2 separate regions of the Homo sapiens genome follow, and region 1 is linked to region 2. The links are chromatin loops, found by intact Hi-C in ENCODE. Cell type or tissue: PC-3. All regions are shown on one strand. Each heading gives the region's core, and the rest is flanking DNA. Links, peaks and the distances in the headings are about the cores only.

What was found. Peaks named below come from ENCODE experiments on the same cell type or tissue, not always from the same donor. Only the 100,000 strongest peaks of a DNase experiment are listed, where the experiment ranks them.
Region 1: it touches region 2 in a loop (8-fold over the local background); 9 of 110 quality-filtered maps call a loop at or near these places.

What each region holds. Positions count from the first base shown.
Region 1 is chr3:8,966,572-8,975,077 of GRCh38, reverse strand. No RefSeq gene overlaps it. Among named protein-coding and RNA genes, the nearest start is that of RAD18, 7.4 kb to the right of the region's middle. RefSeq lists a silencer at 3,779-4,073. In PC-3, for the core only: CTCF peaks have their summits at 3,722 and 3,921 (motif pointing left); DNase peaks (open chromatin) are centred at 2,337 and 3,887.
Region 2 is chr3:9,349,163-9,357,668 of GRCh38, reverse strand. It overlaps a transcript of SRGAP3 not described here and the pseudogene PGAM1P4. Among named protein-coding and RNA genes, the nearest start is that of THUMPD3, 9.6 kb to the left of the region's middle. In PC-3, for the core only: a CTCF peak has its summit at 4,315 (motif pointing left); DNase peaks (open chromatin) are centred at 2,858, 4,298 and 5,738; H3K4me3 peaks cover 954 bases; H3K27ac peaks cover 5,000 bases.

The DNA.
Region 1 (8,506 bases), core at 1,351-6,350, 380 kb after region 2:
CTTGCTTAAAGCAGTCACCATGAGGTTAATATGTTTTATTTTCTTCATTGCCCTTATCATCATTGGAATTGATTTGTTTCTTTATGTGTAGTCTGTCTCCCTCAATCCAGAATGTAAGCTCCAGAAAATCTGGGGTTTTGTCTATCTTGTCCATACTGTCTCGAGATGGTAGTAGGGTGTCTAGCACATAGTAGGTACTCAATAATTATTTATGGATGAAATGAATCTTCACCTACAACTGGGGGGAAAGTGCCATTTCTGAGTGAGGTGGGCTTGGTAGCTAAACAAAGTCATATCTTTGGTGGTCATTCCCTCATTTAACAAACAGTTCTTGAAACTTACTGTGTGCCAAGTGTTATTCTGGGATGCAGCTTTGAACCAAGCAGACCAAGATCCCAATGGAGCTTATGGCCAAATGCTGGCGACAGATAATGACAACCACAAAGCCAGAAACACCCAGGGCATGGGGAGGAAGAATACTAGAATCTGCTTTAGACTGAGAGGTTGGGCCGGCCTCTCTGAGGAGGGGAGTTTAAACTGGGAAAAGCCTGAGAAGGAGACCACCATGCCAAGGGGTGACCAGGCAGGCACATGAAGAGAAAGAGATTGGCACAGGAGGAGAATGGAGAAGGCCATGTGGCTGGAGCTGAGGGGGTGAGAGATGTGAGAACAGCTGTCGAGAAGAACACAGGCAGGGCCTTTTGCGCCATGGTATCCATTTTGAAGTTATTCTAAGAACAATGAGAAGCCCTTGGAAGGTTGCAATAGGGGCATTACTTGATTCTACTTATTATTGTTAAAAAATTAATGGCTGGGTGTGGTGGCTCATGCCTGTAATCCCAGCACTTTGGGAGACCAAGCCGGGAGGATCTCTTGAGGCCAGGAGTTTGAGACCAGCCTGGGCAACAGAATGAGATCTTATCTCTACTAAAAAAATAAAAATAAAAAATTAGCTAGGTGTGGTAGTGCACGCCTGTAGTCCCAGCTACTTAAGAGGCAGAGGCAAGAAGATCACTTGAGCCCAGGAATTTAAGGCTGCCGTGAGCCAGTATTGTGCCACTGCCCTCCAGCCTGGGTGACAGAATGAGACATTGTCTAATAATAATAATAATAGTAATAATTCATCATCTCTGGCTCTGGACCACAGCCACTTTTTAACAACGGAGGGCTTGCATGATAATTGAGGATTAAAGTGCTGCAGGGGCCACGATGCTATGTCATGAATCCCAGATTACAGTGAACCTGCTTCTCTTTATCTGAGGGCCGATGCAAGAGGAAGAGTATTATTATTATTATTATCATTATTATTATTTTTCGAGATGAAGTCTTGCTTTGTCACCCAGGCTAGAGTGCAGTGGCGCAGTCTTGGCTCACTGCAACCTCTGCCTCCCGGGCTCAAGCAATTCTTCTGTCCCAGCCTCCCAAGTAGCTGGGATTACAGGCGACCATCCCCGTGCCTGGCTAATTGTTTGTATTTTTAATAGAGATGAGTTTTCACCATGTTGGCCAGGCTGGTCCCGAACTCCTGACCTCAAGTGATCTACCCGCCTCGGCCTCCCAAAGTGCTGGGATTACAGGTGTGAGCCACCGGGCCTGGCCAGGAGGAAGTATTATTATTAGTGTTTCGGAGCCTTGAGTGCCCCCATTCAGTGATGTTTCCGGACTTCCAGCTCTGCTTCCCTTCTCCATCCAGACATCCACACATGGTCCGTCTGACCCACTGAGAGATTGATTCAAATTCCTCCTAACATGGAGATCAATGGCCCCTGCATGTCACAGAGCTGCAGACTTCCCTTCCCGGGCAACTCAGAGTCCAGTCATCCGTGGAACAAGATTTTCCTTCTTCATTTGCCAGTTATTGTAACTGGACATAAACTAGTGCTTAGAGGTCTTTAATCTTCTGATAAATAGCATGACCCTTTTTGCTTTATACCATGCTGTCGAGAAATGTATTAAGGACTTGGTTGGTTACCAGTGACAACAACCCAACTTAGCCTGGTTTGTATCACAAGGCATGCTTTTTGCCCCCATCTGTATGAAAAGTCCAGAGATAAAAATGGATTTAAGCAGGCTGGGCCCAAGTATTCCAAGGATGTCAACAGGATTGGGTCTCTCCACTTCTCAGCCCTGCGTTCCTTCACACTGTACTCTCAGGCTGATTCTTCTCAAGTGATGGCAAAGATGGCCCAAAGCAGTTCTAGACTTGCGTCCTAGCATTTAGCTACCCCAGTAGAAAAAACTGTCTCTCTTTCCCAGTGAATGAGTCAGAGTCCCAGGATTGCCTCTGATTGGCCTAGCTTGAGTCACATGCTTACCATGAACCAATCACTCAGTGGAGGGTGGGTCTTACTGTCATTGACCAGATCTGGCTACTTGCCCAGTCTTGAGCTAGATTTGGGATTAGCCTTGCCTGACCACATGGTTGAGAGTAGATTAAGGGCTGTTTCCCAAAATGAATAGATGAGTTCTATTATTGGAAGGATGATGCTGGGGCCAGGTGTGGTGGCTCAATCCTGTAATCCCAGCACTTTGGGAGGTAGGGAGGGAGGTTCACTTGAGGGTAGGAGTTTGAGACCAACCTGGGTAACATAGTGAGACTCTGTCACTACAGACACACACACACACACACACACACACACACACACACACACACACACACACACACAATGAGGCAGGCATGGTGGCGTGAGCCTGTAATTCCTGCTACTTGGGAGGCTGAGGTAGGAGGATCTCACTTGAGCCCAGGAGTTTGAGGCTGCAGTGAGCTGTGATCACACCACTGCCCTCTAGTCTGGGCAACAGAGTGCGATCCTGCCTCTTGAAAGAAAGAACAAAGATGCTGAGCAGGCAAAGCCCAGAGAGCTTATCAAGAGCTCCAGTCTCCAGAGGACACTCTTGAGAAACACATTCATAGCATGGACATTCTCGCATCCCTTCCCCAGGTCCACAGGCCCCTGTCGACTGCAGGATCACACCCCTGTCTCCAGGTAAATGCTTTGTCTTTCCACAGCACCCATCCCCAAAAAGGAGTACAGCCACCCTGGTGGATATGAATGAGGACTCCAAGGCTAGGCTGCCTGGGTTTAAATCCCAGCTTCCCTCCTTTCTCACTGAAAGACCTCGGGAAAGTGAACACTTCAGTTCTCATTTCTAAAGTAGGGACAGTAACAGCCCTGCCTTGTAGGCTTGCTGTTGGGACAGCATCTGACACAGAGAAACCCCCAATAAATGTAGCTGCTATAGTTGTGATCTTGCCTTTTGGAGAGTCTTGATTCCAGTGCCCCAGTCCCAAAGCTGCATTCACCATTTTCTCCATATAGACAGGTAAATATGTTCATCTTGAGCACTTACTATGTGCTAGGCACTGTTTTAAGCAATTTTTCATAGACAGTCTCATTCTCTTGCAACAGACAGCTATAAGATATAAACTATTATTAGTCCTGTGAGGTTCAGAGAGGTAAAGTAATTTTCCCAAGATCACAGTAGTAAGTGGTAAACCCCAATGCATGCAGATCAACTCACACAACATGAGTGGCCAGCTACCTCCATTCCCCACATTAATTTCTTTGTTTCCAACATGTCTGGCCAAGGTCTCCATTTCCAGTGATGCCAAACACAGAGATACCTGTGTTTCTGGTAGACCCAGCAGGACAGAGGTTCCTGGTCACCATCCCTTCCTTGGCCTCCAGATACAGACATAATATATGTGGCTGCAGGATCCCAGATCGGGTGAATTCGACATTTTGTCCCCTATAGGCCCAGCACAGGCCCCTGCACATAGTGCTTACTAAATGATGGGTTAGAAGAAAAGATGAGAAGTAAATAAATTACGCATGAGTGGGATGATCGCCTATCTGCATTTCCCTCTCAAAGCGCGAGCCCACATCCAGCCTGATACTCTGCTGCCCTCATGTGGTCATTTGTAAGATGGCAGGCAGGGTAAGCAGCCTCTAATTTTTGTTATCAAAATTTTCAGATTTACAGAATGCAGAGAATAGCACAGTTAACCCATTATGTCTATCATCTAGTTTTAAAAATTATTCACATTTTTATGAGTTTGCTTTACCTCTGTTTTTGAATTTCAAAAAAATCGCTAACACCATGACATTTTACCCTGAAACATATCAGTATATGTCTCTAAAAATGACATTTTCCTGCATAATGATGACAATCTCATGATCACACTGAATAAAACTAATGACAATTTCTCAATAACATGTTACCTAATCCATATTCCATTTTCCTTGATTGTTCCAAAAATGTCATTTAAAAGTTGCTTTGTTCAAATCAGCATCCCGTCTAATGAGTATTGTCTCTTAATTTTTCTAGAGTATGCCCCGTCATGACTGGCTGAGCTTGTTTTCTGGTGAAATGCCCCACAACCAGCATTTGCCTGACTGCTTCCTTGAGTTGTCAGTTCACTGGTTGCTGTCCTCCCCTGTATGTTTTTTTATTTTATTCTATTTATTTTTTTGAGATAGGGTGTCATTCCATCGCCCAGGCTGGAGTGCAGTGGTGCAATCACGGCTCAATGCAACCTTGCCTTTCTGGACTTAGATGATTTTCCCACCTCAGCCTCCTGAGTAGCCAGGACTACAGGTGTGCACCACCATCCCTGATTAATTTTTTGTATTTTTTTTTTTTCTTTTGGTAGAGACTGGGGTGGGGGCTGAATCTCACTACGTTGCCCAGGCTGGTCTCAAACTCCTGGGATCATACTTGGCCTTCCAAAGTGCTGAGATTACAGGCGTGAGCCACCCTGCCTGATCCTACTCTGTATGTCTTTTAAATGGCAAGTTGGATCTACACCTTTGATTAGATTCAGTTTCACCATTTTTGGAGAGTACACTTCCTAGGTGACGTGCACTTCATATTACATCACATCAGGAGGTACCCACTGCTTGGTGCCCACTTTTAGGATCAAAAAACTTGATGAATAAGTTCAGGTGGGTTCATCCTCATCTTTCTCTGTGAGTAACAAGTGAACTTGTTGGCCTGATAATTTGGGGACCTGATACATATCCAGTTCCCCAAGAACCACTCTCAGAACTGTTTTATCACCCATTGGTGATCATTGCTTGAAACAATAATATTTCATTAGAATCTGCAAAATGGTGAGTTTCTAATTTTATCATTTCCTCTATATGTTTTAGCTACTAATTGAATACTTATCCACAAGAGCTAGTATTTCTCTAAACATAGCTTATTCTGAAAAGGAGGAATAAATGCTTAATTCTTTTCTATTATTCATCAACTTTCAGAGTAAGAAGCTGATACAATGACAACCCCCAGTGGCAGTAAATGAAGGCTTTCCTTTGTTTTGCTGAGATTAATTATAACTTTCTCGATGTAAAAATATCCAGTGCATTTCAATCCATTGCAATTGATGTTCTTTTTATTGCTTAAGTGCGTAGAAGCAAGTTCAAGCTGCCTCTTACATCCACTAGTTTTCAACTTCTTTACTGGGGGCACAATAAGATGTTCTAGGCTCATCTTGTACCTGCCCTGCCCCAGACCTAAAACCAAACATTTCTCCAAGAAACACTGTTTCCTTTTAGTGGGGATGGTATTTAGAGACCACACTCCACACACGGCAAGTGGGAGAGCTGAGATTTGGACCCAGGCAGTCTGACTTCAGAGTTGGCGCTCTTAACCTTTGTACCCTCTGGTCAACATATTTATTAGTGATGATAACAGTAATAATTACAACTGTAACTCCCACTGCCATACGCAGCCGTTCACCATGTGACAGGTGCTCTGCTAGGTGATTTCCAGCCTTTTTAAAAGAGCTAATCCTTATAACAGCCCTCTAAGTCAGTCATTATTATTTCAATCTTACAGAAGAGGAAAATAAGGCTCAGAGAAATGAGTGTCTTATCCGAGACCAGATGGTAAGTGACAGAGCATGGATTCAGATTTCTGTCTGTGTGACTCTACATCATGTTCCCTTCGTTGCTGTAAACTATATCAATTGGTGACAATTCTGTCTCCTTTCAACGGTTCTTTGCTTGGCTCCCTGAGCCCTGGCACTCCTATGTCCCAGGGCCCCAGGCTCAGGCATGTGTTTGGTGTCTTTCTGGGTAACTCACCCAGAGAACATTTGTTGGGTCCCCGCTACATTTGTGGGGTCTATCCAGGTCACTCACAGCTGTGCTAGGGCACAGAGGAGTTGGGAAGAGAAAGGCTGGTTCTGTCTCCTCCAGGAACCCATGGTTTAGTGAGGGAGACTAAACAGTTGCTATTAGTGTGTTTGTGCTATAACATGAGGTGTAACCTGCTTTCACTCTCCCAGAGGAGCAGTCAGCTCTCCTCTGGGGCTCTGGGAAACCAAATAAGCTTTAACAACCAAAAAAGTAGGGCGTCCAGATGCCATGACAGATGGTGGGAGAGATTTTCTGGTACAGGACTCAGCCACACACCTTTCAAATGGTTGCAGGTTGGTGGCTGCCTCTTTGTAAGGAAGAATGGCTAGGAGCCTATGGAGGCAGGAGGAGTTGCACGGGCCAGCCCCTGGCACCCGTAATCGGAATTATGCACCAGAATGGAAGCAGAGCAGAGACAGGCACAGGGGTCTAACAGAGCAGGAGAGGATGCTGGGAGTTGGCTATGGGAAAGATGAAGGACCAGCAGGACTGGGGCTCCAGCCACTCTGTATCTGGGGGCTCCTGAGCCAGGCTCCGGGCAAGTGGAAGACTCCTGTACAGGGTCACCATGGTTTTTAATCATTGCATCAGTAAACCATTGCTGTGGAACAACCCATGCCCACAGTTAGAGGCTTAAGAGAATAAACATTTATTATTTGCCATGATCCCGTGGGTATGTTGAGCAGTTTTCTGGTCAGGGCTGGCTGAGCTGATCTCTGCAGTAAGCAGGTGCTTTGGCTGGGGCTGGATAGTCTAGGATGACCTCACTTATGTATTGTAGGTGGTTTGATGTTGGCTGGGGTGGCAAGGTAACTTGGCTGTCTGTCTCTGATCACCCAGGAGGATCACAAGCTGGGGCTTATTCACATGGTGGCTATTAGTGCACAAGCCTCTGCTTGGGTCACCTTTGTTAATGTCCTGTTGGCCAAAGCAAATCACAAGATCAACCCCAGATTCAAGGAGTGGAGCCACAGACCCACCTGTTGCTGGAAGGAGTCCCATGGAAACAAAGTGTGGATAGGCAGGGGAAAAATTTATAAGCATTTTTGCAACCTGCTTACTTGCAGGCGCCCATTCCCTCTTTTTCTGTATGTCACACCCTGTTGTTCATTTGGGGCATCACTCCCACTCCCAAACTCACACTTAGATAATCTGAGGCACAGCGATTGGTTCAAGGATGGGCATGTGACCCAATTCTGGCCAGTGAGACTTGCTCCTGGTACTTTTGCTGAGAACTGTTGGGAATGAGGTCCGTCCTTTCTGCTGAGGCAGCTGTGCTAATAGAATGCAGGCCTGGAGCTTCTGGAGCCATGTTTGCCTCTCATGGGGGGAGCCTGCATGAGCGTTAAGTCGACAGTGAGGGAAGAAGATATAAGGCATTAAGAAAGAGTGATTATGGCCAGGCGCGGTGGCTCACGCCTGTAATCCCAGCACTTTGGAAGGCTGAGGCTGGGAGTTCACGAGGTCAGGAGTTCAAGACCAGCCTAACCAATATGGTGAAACCCCGTCTCTACTAAAAATACACAAGAATTAGTTGGGCATGGTGGCACACGCCTGTTGTCCCAGTAGGGAGGCTGAAGCAGGATAATCGCTTGAACCCAGGAGACAGAGGTTGCAGTGAGCTGAGATTACACCACTGCACTCCAGCATGGGCGACACAGTTAGACTCCGTCTCAAAAAAAAAAAAAAAAAAAGAAGAAAGAGTAATTGAGAGGGAAGAAGAGAGACCACCTGGATCAAGCCATACCTGAATACCTACCTCAGGTCTTTTCAGTTACATGAGCTAACACACTGCCTTTCTTGCTTAGGCCATTTTGAGTTAGCTTTCTAATTCAGCACTTTGAACCAAAAAGTCCTAATACAGTTCCCTCCCTTAAAAGTTCTTCCTGTCTGATCTCAAAGCTCTTCCCATCTGCAGACCTTGACTTGGACTGGGCATTCCTCTGTCTAGTGTACTTGTCACCTCTGCTTGGGCATATAGTAGGTGCTCAGCAAACACTTGTTTGAAGGATCAATAGGAGGGGTTGGGACTCCTCCTAAGAAGAGGCTTTGGTGACAGACAGGTAGCTGGCCTCAGTGAGAAGCTCCCAGAGGTGATGGTGGTCTGACAGGCAGGTGGACGGGGTAATGGGCACAGTCTGTAAGTGTAAACAAGACCTAGCTGTCCCAGGGCTGGGAGGGAGAGAATAAGGCAGGGTCCATGTCTGGGAGGAGTCAAGATAGGGGCCTGGTCACAAGGACACAGCAGGGCCTGCTTCCTAGAACTGGGGTCCACAGTAAGTGTGAGGTCCACAGCACTTTTACCTCACCCGGACTGTGCCACCAAGGTTCAGTCCCTGTCACCTTCTTCTACTGTACACTTT
Region 2 (8,506 bases), core at 2,371-7,370:
AGACACTGTTCCTTGCAAAGGCTCTTAGGCTCTAATGTAAGGCCCATTTTATACTCTTTTTTTTTTTTTTTCTTTTACATACTCCCCAGAAGAGTAACATTCTCTATTCCTTAAGGATAAATTATCAAGCCAGGTATGGTGGTGTGTGCCTGTAATCTCAGCTAATTGGGAGGCAGAAGTGGGAGGATCACTTGAGCCTAGGAGTTTAAGACCATCAGATGCATGCTACAATATGGATGGACTTTTGAAATATTATGCTAAGATGCCAGACACGAAAGACCACATGTCTTTCGTTGTTGAGAAATACCTACATGAAATACCTACATGATTTCATTTACATGAAATACCCAGAATAGGCAAATATATAGAGACAGAAAGCATAGTGAGATCCCATTATCAATTAAAAAAAATGTATATATATTTTGAGATGAGGTCTCACTCTGTTGCCCAGGCTGGAGTGCAGTGGTGCGATCTCAGCTCACTGCAGCCTCTGGCTCCCAGGCTCAAGCGACTCTCCCACCTCAGCCTCTGGCTCACACCACCATGCTTGGCTAATTTTTGTACTTTTAGTAGAGATGGGGTTTTGCCATGTTGCCCAGGCTGGTCTTGAACTCCTGAGCTCAAGTGATCTGCCTGCCTTGGCCTTGCAAAGTGCTGGAATTACAGGCATGAGCCACCACACCCACCCCCCAAAATAAAATAATATAAAAAAATACAAATTACAAATATTAGAGACAAACTAGCAATAATGAGATTTTCTTGACATAATGAGAGAGATTAAGTCATCAAAAGAAAATATTCTCTTGACCTGATTTGGTGTTATTTAATGCCTATCTTTGTACTATCTAAAATCATGTCCCAGGCTGGGCACAGTGGCTCATGGCTGTAATCCCAGCACTTTAGGAGGCCGAGGCAGGTGGGTTGCTTGAGCTCAGGAGTTTGAGACCAACCTGGGCAACATGGCAAAACCTCATCTCTACAAAAAATACAAAAATTGGCTGAGCGTGGTGGCTCACGCCTGTAATCCTAGCACTGTGGGAGGCTGAGGCGGGCGGATCACGAGGTCAGGAGATCGAGACCATCCTGGCTAACACGGTGAAACCCCATCTCTACTAAAAATACAAAAAAATTAGCCGGATGTGGTGGCGGGCGCCTGTAGTCCCAGCTACGCAGGAGGCTGAGGCAGGAGGATGGCATGAACCCGGGAGGCAGCACTTTCAGTGAGCCCAGTTTGCGCCACTGCACTCCAGCCTGGGCGATAGAGCGGGACTCTGTCTCAAAAAAAAAAAAAAAAAAAAAAAAAAAAAAAATTAGCTGGCCATGATAGTGCATACCTGTGGTCCCAGCTACTTAGGAGGGTGAGGTGGGAGGATTGCTTGAGCCTGGGAGGTGGAGGTTGCAGTGAGCCAAGATCGTGCCATGGTATTCCAGCCTGGGTGACAGTGAGATCCTGTCTCAAAAAAAAAAAAAAAAAAAGAAAAAAAAGTCCCATAAACAGGTCTCACGGTTCAGGAAATATCTCTCTATCCCATGTTGTTCACCGGTAGTATGTTACTGTGGTTTGAATGTGTGCCACCAAAGTTCATGTGTTTGAAACTTAAGCCCCATTGGAACAGTGTTGAGAAGTGGGATCTTTAAGCTGTGATTAGATCATGAGGGCTCTACCTAGATGAATGAATTAATGCTGTTATCATGGAAGTAGGTTAATTATTGCAGGAGTGGATTCCAGATAAAAGGATGAGTTTTGCTCCCTTCTCCCTCTCATGTGTGTTCTCTTTCCCTTCTGCCTTCTGCCGTGGGGTGACATAGCAAGAAGGCCCTCACCAGATGCCAGCACCTTGACATTGGACTTTCCAGCCTCCAGAAATGTGAGAAATAAATGTCTTTACTTTATAAATTACTTGTGTTCTAATGGAAGAAACAGATAATACAGAAAATATATACATCACATTTCTGTGGTAATAAGCATTAGGGAGAAAAATTAAGCAAGGTGGTTGGTGGACGGTGCTGGAGAGGTGGAGGAATATGTCTATTGTATGTCAGGTGGTCAGGTAAAGCCTCTTTGATAAGGTGACAAAGTAGACCCTGAATGAAACAACAGAGCAAGCTATTTAGATAGCCAGGAGGGGAGCATCCCAGGCAGAAGGCCTCAGCATATTCAGCAGGGCCTAGGAATAGCCAGGTGGCCAGTGAGGCTGCAGAGGAGTGAGCAGGATAGAGGTGGAAGAGAGATGGGATGGATACATCGTAGAAGTCAGTGTCTCACAAATTATCACCGTGCCTGACCAAAACAAACGAACAAACAGACAATCACTCTGGCTGCTGCCTGGACAATGTTAGGGAGCAGGAATGGAAGCAGTTACTAGGTGATTTCATTGGTCCAAGTGAGAGATGATGATATCTCAAACTAGGATATTAGGGGTGGGTGTGGTGAGAACTGTCAAATTCTGGGGTGTTTTGAAGGATGGGCTGTCATTGCTGGTGTTTTAGATTTGGGTTTGAAAAGAAAGGAGAGGAAGTTTGAGGGTCAGACTTAGCAGATTTGCTGGTTTAGAGTAACCATGTCCTGCTGACAGATGCATGGCCAAGAACGAGGCTAAACTGTCACAAAGTAAGTACAAGTGGGCACATATGCTCTTTATGGTTCTGGTTTATTACAAAGAAAAATGGTATGTTCGTTTATATCAGAAAGAACCAGATGACCTCCTTGGAAAATATTGACTAAAATGGATCTTGCTAGAAAATGCCAGTTTGAGACAGGTAACATTACATGTAGAAATTGAAGCCACTCATTTCTTTCTAACTGGAAGTAGTGGTTATATTAAACTAAAGAGTAAACAAGCATATGATTAAGTGTGATGATTCATATCAGATATAGTGACACAAATGAGGAGGAGCTCAGTGGTGCTTGTTCCCACAAACCTGGATATCTTTTTTACCTTAATGTCTTCCTATCCTTGCCTATTCTTTTTTTTTTTTTTTTTTTTGAGATGGAGTCTCGCTCTGTCACCCCGGCTGGAGTGCAGTGGCGCAATCTCGGCTCACTGCAAGCTCCGCCTCCCGGGTTCACACCATTCTTCTGCCTCAGCCTCCTCAGTAGCTGGGAGTACAGGCGCCTGCCACCATGTCCGGCTAATTTTTTTTGTGTTTTTTAGTAGAGACCGGGTTTCACCGTGTTAGCCAGGATGGTTTCGATCTCCTAACCTCGTGATCCACCCGCCTCGGCCTCCCAAAGTGCTGGGATTACAGGCATGAGCCACCGCGCCCGGCCTCCTTGCCTATTCTTAAAGTAAAACAAGGTCCTGGGTAGAAAGTCAGATAGCACAGCCACTCCCTTGCCCACCTTCTTCCTCTCCTGCAGAGAGAGGCAAGGACTGTTAGCCACTTCTGCTTTTCGTTTCTATGGTGATTACCTTCATGGCTCTAAAAGACACGTTTGTAGTGCCATTTCTTGCTTTTTCAATTTTTGCTATTATCTGCGGACTTTGTTATGGTACTTGAAGTTTAGCCTATTAACATTACCACCATCCTGTCGCCCCCTTCCTTCTTCTGCCATTATAGCTACAACCCAATGTAGTTTGTTCCTCTACATTAAATTTACCTTTTAAGTGTAAGGGATATATTAGTATTAAACATCTTCTTGTTCTGTCAGTTATGCACAGCATCTCTTGATCCCCCGCACTGTGAGACAAGGGTTTCATTGGCACTCCTGGCCTTTACCTCTCCTCCCTTCCTTGTACTCCCCAATCTATTTTGTTAAAAGAAGATCCCACTTGGCCAGTTGGATTCCTGTGGGGATGTAATTGAAAGAAGGATGCCCCTACACCTGCTTTTCATTCAGTACACTACTGAAATTCCATCTCCCCCAAGAAAACCTTTTGGGACCTCATTGAGAGATAAGAGATGTATCTATTAATATAATCTTATTAATGAAATAATAGCCTAGGAGTCCATGAACCTTTAACCCGAAGGACCTTTGTCCTGTCAGGTGTTAACAACTAGAGGGAAATACAATCAGCTTTGGCTGTGCTCTAAGCAAGCAGAGGCTTATTTACTTTTCCCGTGCCCTTTCAAGCCAAGGGCTATAAAACCGCTTTAGTAACATAACCCCTGTGAGAGCTTGTTGGTGGACTTAGTGCCATCACAGTAAATTTTCAAGAGAATGTATATGAAATTTATTCTTCTCCTTGAATTTCATGTTGATAAGTAAGTTGATTTAAAAGCAGCTCATTCGTTTGGAAAGGAACTGTATCCTTATAACTGAGATTACTGGAAGAAGGTCATGAGCTGGGGAATGCAGCACCCCTGCCACCTAGTGGTTCCTCCTGCTGAAACACTGCTTTTGCAAAGCACAGAAAACACAAATTGAGTTAGTATAGGAGTCAAATACAGCGAATGTCCTGAATCTGGGAAACTTCCATTCTCTCCTCCCTGTGTGATATCAGAGGAACGAAAAGAGCACTGACAAGGGAGAATGTTGTAGGTAAACATGGATAGCCATCAGGTCTCCTGCACAAAGGGGCAGCTGCAGGAAGCAGGAAGTGCAACAAATGAGCAAAGAAAGGGACAGGATCCCTCAGCAGTGGTCACTGCAGCAGCAACACGGTGCCAAAGGCAAAGCAGAATCACCAGCAAGATCAGCAGGGACAATGATGATAAAGCCACATAGGCTCAGCATCAACAACAGCCCTAGAGACTGTGGCCTTGGGACTGTAGTACTGCTTGATTCATGGTAAACCAATCAGGACACTCAGGGAACAACAACAGAAATCAGCATTTACAGAGCACATACTCAGTTGAGGCAGAGTTTTACCTGTATATCACATAATAGTCTATGGGGGTAGATATTCTTATTAGCCGTGTTATACAGGTGATGAAATTGAGGCTAACTAACTGGCCTAAAGTCACAGAGTTGATGAGACTTAGAGCCAAGATTCAAACGCACACCAAGGTGGCCTGACCCCAGCTGCAGAGCTCTTAACTACAGACATGCATTGCTAAAAGAAGGGGATATGATCCGAGAAATGTGCTGTTAGGTGATTTTGTCATTGTGTGAACCCATAGCCAGCTACACACTGTTAACAAAAGACCATGAGGCCAGGCATGGTGGCTCACGCCAGTAATCCCAGCACTTTGGGAGGCCGAGGTGGGTGGATCACCTGAGGTCAGGAGTTTGAGACCAGCCTGGTCAACATGGTGAAACCCTATCTCTACTAATAATACAAAAATTAGCCAGGCGTAGTGATGCGTGCCTGTAATCCCAGCAACTCAGGAGGCTGAGGCAGGAGAATCACTTGAAGCTGGGAGGTGGAGGCAGCAGTGAGCTGAGATCGTGCCACTGTGCTTCAGCCTGGGTGACAGAGTGAGACTCCATCTCAAAAAAAAAAAAAAAAAAAATGTCCATAACATCTGTGGAGGAAAAGGGGAGAGTTTTATTTTCTGTAAAAAACAATCTGCAGATTGGGGAAATGCAGCTTCAGGTGTAAAACAGAAGTGGGCTCTAAGCAGGGTGGAAAGTTAGAGATTATAAAGGCAAAAACTGCAGGACAGGGGAGGGTAATCAGGGGAGTCAGAAACAGAGTGTCGATTAGATGGCCTTAAAGCCCCAAATCACCAGTCTCTCTTAATTGGCTGGTTCCAGGTTGTCTGTTGGCAGGAGGTGGTCTTGTGGTGGTCAACTGGGGAATTCCCAGCTGCCGTTGTTTCCAGGAACTCTTCTTTGACTTGGTTGCAGAAAAACAGGTTTTGCAGCATTCTCTAAGGACACGAAGAGCTTGACTGCTCCCTCACCCTTCCATGGCCCCTTGGGTCTGTTTTTACTTTTGAGCCACAGAGAATCCATTTTGTCTGTTAACTGGGGGTATAATTTGACAACACCTAGGCTGTTTGATACAGCCTGTTGCTCCTAGGCTACAAACCTGACAGTATGTTACTGTATTGGATACTGTAGGCAATTGTAACACAATGGTAAGTATATGTGTATCTAAACATAAAAAAGGTACAGGAAAAATAGAGTATTATAATCTTATGGGACCACTTTTGTATATGCGGTCCATGCATTCACTAAAACTTTGTTACGCAGCACATGACTGTTCCAGGCTCTTCTTCTTCCCTCAGGGAGGAGGGAATATGGGGTTCAATCCCTCTAACTCTACTGACCTTATTGAGGGATGCTTGTGAATTGGGATCCCTTATTGAAGGATGCTTGTGAATTGGAACTCTAACGCGATTAAGATTGGTCCTAGATCTTCCACCAACTTGCAAAAGGATATTTAGCCTTTCAGGAACATTTTCTTTGACTGGAAAATAGGGATACAATGGTGACTATCTCATAAATTGCTGGGAAGTTTCACTGAGATAAGGTAAAATTTCTGGCACATGGCAAATGAAGTAGATTGCCTACAAAGGTTTTTCAACAATTCTTCTCATGGTTATAAGTACCACTATTGCTTTCTAGAAAAGGTGGTATCTCGGCTGGGTTTATGATTTACTTTGACCCCCTAGAATGTGGCAGATGTGTCACTGGCTAATTCCAAGTCTAGGTTGCAAGAGCCTCCTTTTTTCCTCTCTTGGACTGCTCTTGCCTCTATGTAAAGAAGCCCAGCCTGAACTCTTGCATGTTGAAAGACCACATGAAAAAAGAGGCATGAGGGAGCCAGCATCCTAGCAGAGCCCACCATCTGACTACAGTCACATGAGCAAGCCTAGGTGAGCCCAGAACTCACCTGCCAACCCCCGGGATGACAAGAAATAATAAATCACTGTGGTAAACTACTAAGTTTTGGGGTAGTTTGTTATGTAGCAAATAATAAGTTCTCAGTTAATGGTATCTATTAATATTATGGTTGGTGCTGGTGAGAAATTCAGCCAGCTAGCTGGCTCATCATTAGGCCACTGATTTTTTTTCCCTTTCACCAGAGTAGCTGGAAGAAAGAAGAGTTACATGTGCAAGTGAACACTGCTTATTACAGATGTGTCTGATCTCTTTATTAAAACAGAAAGACTATTCAGAAAGTCTATTCAGAAAGACTTTGTTAGCACCTCAAATTACCATCTACATTTGAAATAATGTGGAAGCATATTTCTTCAAACATAGTTACAACTCAGACTTTTCACTAAACCCATTGTACTGGGACCCTCCTAGCCATCATGTTGAAGAGTCTGAGGCATGGACAGGGACTTATCCATTTCATCCAGCATCTCAAAGCCCTGAAGATGATGCTTTACTCTAACCTTCTTCTCCTTTGCATTCCCCTCCCTAAATTATCTTTTTCTGTCCATACATATCCTTTCCCTCTCTCCTTGCCTTTCCTATCTCTTTTCTTTGTTGTGATGATTAAATAAGACCTTCCCTACTGAAATGTAAGCTCCAAGAAGGAGATTTTCATCTGTTTTGTTCTCTACAAAAATATTCTTTGCTTAGAAAAGTGCCTGGCACACACAAGGTGTGCAGTGAATATGTGTTGACTGAATTAAATTGTGCACGTAAAGCACTTAGGACAGTGTCTGACATAGAGTAGATGGCACTCAATAAATATAACCTATGGCAACTCAGGACTATAATAAATGAAATTATTCACATTTGTCTTTTTTTTTTTACAGATCACTCCTTTATTGTACAGATCAGGAAAAAGGATTTAGTACTGCTATGCTCAAATGAACACTGGGCCCATGTGTCAGGGCCAAGCAACTAGAACATGATTCAGAAATCAGTCAGAGAGAGACACACTTGGACAAGACCAAGAGGCATTTCATTGTCACGAAACAAGGTGGGGGAGGGATTCCAAAACACACAGCAGGAAGTACTTCTAACCCTCAGAGGTCAAGGAGCTTATTCCATGTTGGTATGAGGAATGGCTTATTTTCTGATGACCACATGTGGGACTATTTCAACTGCCACGAGAAATCCCAGAAGGATTATTGTTTTGTATTATTTATATATACTATACCTTTTTAAAAAAATAAAATAAATGTAACACATAAACTAAATTCAGGATTGATCCCAACCTTCTGGAGCCAGCTTCTCTGGGGTCAGGGAAGAAACAGTTGTCATATCACCATAGAGGTTATATTCATCTTCCACTGGAATGAATAGAGCCCCCAGGCAGTGGCTTAACAGGCTGTCTTGCTTCATTGGTCATGGCTTGGCATGGTTCCTCCCCACAAATCCTTAGTAAACAAAGCACTTGTGAAAACCCAGGTCACTACCTTTAAACTCTGTTGGACAAGAGGAGCTTTCCACAGCTTGGGCTGAGAAGCCTTGCCCTAGAAGTGCTGTTCTGACTAGATTGTATGAAGGGAGTGGGTGCAGGAGACAAAATGGCTAAAATGAAAATGGGAGCCACTGGTGCCCATCTGCAGCTACAGCTCAAGATGCCTACAGATGTGGTCAGTGTGACATGTGCAGGAGGGAGGGGCAGGGGGACGCGATGGGCAGGGAGGGTGCTCCTGGGGACAGTAGCCTGCCCGCTGGCCTTTACTTCTTGGCCTTACCCTGGGCAGCCAC